Regions from separate parts of the Homo sapiens genome. Here region 2 is linked to region 1. The links are chromatin contacts, found by Hi-C or POLR2A ChIA-PET in ENCODE. All regions are on one chromosome and are shown on one strand. Each heading gives the region's core, a stretch centred on a gene start or an enhancer-like site at or near the end of the contact. The rest is flanking DNA. Distances are from core to core; before and after follow the strand shown. Region 1 has its middle 87 kb from the start of GPR135. Region 2 has its middle 41 kb from the start of GPR135.

Region 1 (2,700 bases), core at 170-2,669:
CTGCTTTTCCAGTTTATTCACATCTGGATATATCTCGATAAAACAGCTCTATGGGATGGCTTTTCACAATACTTCCTTGGACTTCCATGCAGACTGCCACCATTCAAGACATCAGCCCCATCCCTAAAACACTCTGATTAACTCTTAGACTAATAGGACCTTAATATTCATATCTTAACTTTTGAGGATCCAGAGGGAAGAAATAATAAGGAGGGCTTGTCACTAGTGAGCTAGTCACTCTCAAGCAGTTCAGATTATAAGCCTTTTGGATTTCAAGTTTAAGATAATTTTTGCAAGCTGACTGTCATTACAAGGCTCACAGGAAAAGACTTTGCTCCCTCCTTCTCAACTTCCTTCCTTCCCAACCTCCCTTTCTTCCTTCCCTCAAACCACCTTCATTAGTTACTCTCCCATCAGAAGACCTCATTATTAGGAATTCTCTTAAAATGCCTTTTACAGAAAACAGTCCTCTCTTTCTGCCTTGAATGTGAGCTATTTGACCCTGAAGAGCCGCAGCTGTTCAGTGGCCTGACATTTTTATGGCTGGTGAGTTCACACTAAAAGCTGGCTTCCAATGTCTGCTAGAGGCACTGCTAGGAGGGGGTCTTGCGGGCCCTACTATCTTTCCGGGCTCACTGCTAAAGAATTAATGCAATAGGGAGAGAATCCTCTGTCATGTAATGCTTGTAGGACAATTGGCATTGACTTCTCCCCCACTGGACTGTGTAAAGGAGACCTTGACCAATCCAGAAACTATCTACAGCCATTAAAGTACACACCACAAAAGGTGGCTCCCAAATTCCCATCTGCCTATTCTGTTGTCTTGCACCAACAGCTAAGCAACACACTAGGACCCAAGTTCCAGAGTTGTCTGTATTGCTATCAGACATGAGCTGTGACCCTCGGTCAGTCTCCCACACATCTTGGCTTCACACTTTAGAAGCTGGACAGAGCAGCCCTAAAACTTCCCATTGAAGGATGCTGTAGCCCTGCCTCTGAGGTTCTCAGTCCTTAGTTGCTGGGAATTTACTGCAGCCAACTCATTAACGAGAATTAAACAAACTGTTCTCATCACACTGTTTATCAGTTACAGCCAAGAACTCGGGCTTCTTGCCCTGGCTGTTTGGGAAGGGGAAAGGTGGAAGGGCAATTGCTTAGAGCACATTATATTACAGCAGTAATGAGGCTCATTCCAGGGTTTCCTTTTACCAGGTAGCTGTGGTAACGCTGATCCTCGGGGACTCATCTGGGCTGCACTAAAACCACAATGCCTTGATTTTGTCATAAAATCAATGTATAACATTAACATGGCTTTACCCTGTAGAGGCCGTTGTGGTGACCTAGGAAGAGTGTGGTTGGAAGAGGAGGAAGGAACAAATCAAACTAAATGGATGGGCCCACTGCTGTCCTCACTGGCGTGAGCACAGCTGGAGTGTTGTGTTCTCATGGATACCGTGTTCTAAGAGCAGCGCTGACAAATGAAACTGCATCCTGGTGAGCAGGTTTATAGACAGACTCAGAAGCATCTACTGACAAGAAACTTTTAGCCTGCAAAATAAATTATTACAAAAATATAGCAGCTGTTCTCAAATATTTAAAAAGAAAGAAAACGTATTCTGTATTTCACCAGAAGCCAGGGTGACAATCAATGGGTAAAAGTCACCAACCAATTGATTTCATTTTTTTAAGCCATAGAGAAATTTCAAACTCCTAAAATTAGCGATTGAACAGGCTGCCTAATAAGATACTGAGTACCCTTTCCTTAGAGACGTCCACATCTCTAGACTGAATGCCCAAGATGGGGTGACCATCTATCACATCAGGGATGTTGTACAAAGTTCAGGGGTATGTAGAAGTTTGAATACACAATTTAAAAAAAAAAACCTTTTTATTTATAATTTCAAACTCACAAAACATTTCAAAAATAAAAATAGCACAACGAACACCTTTTACTTTTCCAGATACACTTTTTTGTTCTATAGATAAAACTGATTTTTAAACTTGTATTCATTTACTTCATCGTTTGTTCTCTTGCTCTTCCTTTGTGTGTACGTGTACACATAATTTTTTTCTGAACCATCTGAGAGTAAGTTACATACATCACGGCTCTCAATTCCTAAATACTCCAGTGTACATTTCCTAAGAATAAAGATATGCTCTTATACAACTTCAGTACATGTATCAACTTCATAAATTTATATTGATACATTTATCTAATCATACCATCCATGTTCCAATTATGTCAGTTGATATACTAACGTATATTCTTTATAGCGTTTCCCCTGCTCCAGAAAAAGATCTAATCAAAATCAGGTATTGCATTTAGTTGTCATATTTCTGTAACCTCTCATGCTCTCTAGGCTTTCTTTGTCTTTCATGATATTGACATTTTTTAATTATAGTCGAATGTAAGCAGAATAATGGCCCCCCAAAAATGTTCATGTCCTAATCCCCAGAACCTGTGAATATATTACCTTATATGGCAAAGAGGACTTTGCAGATGTGACAAGGTTAAGGATTTTGAGAAAGGAAGATTAATTCTCCTGGATTATCCAGGTGGGCCCGGTGTAATCACAAGGAGCCTTATGAGAAAGAGACAGGAGAGTCAGAGGGAGAGAGGGAGAGAAGGAGAGAAGGAGAGAAGGAGAGAAGGAGAGAAGGAGAGAAGGAGAGAAGGAGACGTGAGGATGGAAACAGAGG
Region 2 (2,700 bases), core at 188-2,687, 46 kb after region 1:
AAGGGTTAAAAATCAATTTCATGTCAGTGAGCGGGTCATTGTTATTAGTACTTTTTAAGTACTTTGATATAACTTTGTTTTTTTGGAAGTGGGGTCTTGCTGTGTTTCCCAGACTGGAATGCAGTGTCATGATCATGACTCACTGCATCCTCGAACTCCTGGACTCAAGAGATCCTCCTGCCTCAGCCTCCTGAGTTGTTAGAATTACAGTCACCAGGCACTGTGCCCAGCTCTCTATATATTATTACAGAATATTATTTCATAAGCAAAATTGCAAACATAAAAAATTGAAAGTGCTTAGCAATAATAAAGCTCCATTCTAGAAATGTAGAAATTATTAAAAATTGTATATTTTAGTTATTCATGGATAATGCAAATATAACAGCCATTTTGTGCAAAATATATGATAAATCAGAGTAAACTTAAGAATGTCCATGTAAATTAATTTAATAGTTTTCATGCTTTCCCCAAATATGCTGAAAAGGTCTCACTTGCCCTAGGGAAGTACATACACATAAAGCATGCCTTAGTGAGGTCTGCAGTTTTGCTAAAATAAATCACTACTTTCCAACATTAAGGGGAAACAGTAATTTATAGGACTGCAGTGAATACAAGTTTTTTAAATTATGGTCTGTCCTAGGGGAAAACTACCCCTGTACAAATGTATTTACAAGAAAATAGTTGGAAAAGTTTGGAAGCCTGCGCACTGTGGCATAATCTTTTATTACCATAATTATTTGCCTAAGTTAAGGTGCTTATCAGACTTGATCTCAGCCCTAACAAAATTTGAAGTAGTAAAATAGCATTCAAGTAAGACCTACATCATTACAGCAATATCCCTGATTCTTCAGATTTGAGGAGCGCTAAAGTTTTCTGAGCTCTTTTATCATACTGCCTCTCCAATGAGGTTCCTTACCTAGAATAAATAAGAAATTAAAATATACTGATTTATAAGCCATTTGACAAGAGTAATTTGTAAATTAGGTTGGACCTAAGGATGAACTATGATGGTTTTATTGAGAAGATTACAACTAGTGTCCAGTCTCTGTAGGGAATTTTCTTCCCTCTAGCCAGAGCACATTTGAAAACTTTTCCTTTTATGGCTTTAGTTAAAGAAGAGAGTTGACCTCTACACAAACTCTCATGAGCACACATAGAGTTGTGTGGGGTTTTTCTTTTCTGTCACCCCCCATCACTTCATATTTTAGACAACCTAGGCCGAGGGTCCCCCATGTTCATCCCTTTCCTGCTGAGACCTAGGTCTCTTTGGAGCAGACTCCTTCCCTAGATTAATCCCATTGTCTGACTTTTCAACATCCCACAAAGGGCTGCTATGTCCTAATCAAACAAACAAACAAACAAAGAAAAAACACACATGGTTACATGGATTGGAGCCACTTAAAGTTCACGTTCTCGGACTTCTCCCCTCCCCTTGCCCTAGAGCTGTCCCATGGGATGCCCTTGGCAGCCTTCTCTTCCATCCTCTTCAAAGGCTCCACCTCCCTCAGACCCAACCACCTCCCTTCATCCCTATTCTCAACTGACAACTTCCCCGCTCACAAGCTAATCTACTCCTCACCCACCTTCATTCCTTTTTTTCCTTTCCTTTCATTCCAGGGGACAAGGCTACTCCTACCACTTCCCTCAGGAATCTTGTTCCATTAACTATTATCTCTCTGGTATTAATGTTCTATCTCTCCTTGATTGATTCTTTCCCTTAGCAGACACAGACCCTCTTGGATTTCCTGCCACCTCCCTGGTCCACATCTTGGGCTGACGGTCCTTAAATGTAGGTGGTCCCAGGCTGTTTTTGAAGCTCTCTTCTTTTATTACTCTCTATACTTTTCTTTGATATCCCCATATTTACCCTGTAACAGTCAGGATTCAGTCAGGAGATGGAACCACACCAGTTATGTTAACTGAGATAAATTAACATGAAGAATTGTTAACTATGTATAAAGTTGTTAACTAAGTAACCCAAAGAGTGAAAAGAAAACTCTAAGACATGGCAAAAGTAGCACCTGCAGGAAGCAACTCCACCTCTAGGGCTGAAAGGACAAAGGAAGAAGCTGGAATTACTAAAACCAGAATGTAGAAAAGAGACTGCCTAGTGAGGGACCCAGACCTTGGAAGAGGGGACATAGTTGGTCACTGCTAGTGTCTCTAAGCGGGGGTAAGAGGAAGCCGGTTTTGCAAGTGTTAAAAAAAAAACTACACACTGGCCCCAACAGCTGTTACTGGAATGATCTGCAACTGCTGGAGGGAAGCAGTGAGGTTGCAGGGAGACTCACATCCTGTCCTCCCTCCAGCCCTGCAGCTTCCCTCTATTAGCAGAGCCTAAGAAAAAGCCAAACGGTCAAGCAGAAATGAGGTTTGCAGAGTCCTAGCTCCAGCATCAGAAAGCATGTATGGAGAGCACATTTGGAAGAAAATATAAAAATGGGCACAACTCCACAGCCTCAAATATCACTGGAAGGGGCCGGGCACGGTGGCTCATGCCTGTAATCCCAGCACTTTGGGAGGCCGAGGCGGGTGGATCATTTGATGTCAGGAGTTCGAGACTAGCCTGGCCAACATGGTGAAACCCTGTCTCTACTAAAAATACAAATATTAGCCGGGTGTGTAATCCCAGCTACTCAAGAGGCTAAGGCAGGAGAATCACTTGAACCTGGGAGGTGGATGTTGCAGTGAGCCGAGATT

What was found. A loop is a pair of places that touch in the nucleus more often than their neighbours do. ChIA-PET counts read pairs that join two places held with the same protein, here RNA polymerase II (POLR2A). Pooled maps may share reads with other maps.
Region 2: a map of heart right ventricle shows a loop between it and region 1 (2.5-fold over the local background). The contact joins two enhancer-like sites. A Hi-C loop is called at or near these places in 30 of 168 maps with a recorded cell type or tissue (OCI-LY7, PC-9, Right ventricle myocardium superior and 15 more), 1 of 37 single-sample maps with no recorded cell type and 17 of 50 pooled maps. POLR2A ChIA-PET finds 5 or more read pairs at or near these places in 1 of 52 experiments (A549).

Annotation. Positions count from the first base shown.
Region 1 is chr14:59,377,117-59,379,816 of GRCh38, forward strand. No RefSeq gene overlaps it. Among named protein-coding and RNA genes, the nearest start is that of GPR135, 87 kb to the right of the region's middle. Within about 2 kb of position 1,420, at least 6 of the 41 ENCODE cell types and tissues checked have a DNase peak (open chromatin) inside an H3K27ac peak, as active enhancers do; they include heart right ventricle, where a contact is called at or near this core.
Region 2 is chr14:59,423,459-59,426,158 of GRCh38, forward strand. No RefSeq gene overlaps it. Among named protein-coding and RNA genes, the nearest start is that of GPR135, 41 kb to the right of the region's middle. Within about 2 kb of position 1,438, at least 6 of the 41 ENCODE cell types and tissues checked have a DNase peak (open chromatin) inside an H3K27ac peak, as active enhancers do; they include heart right ventricle, where a contact is called at or near this core.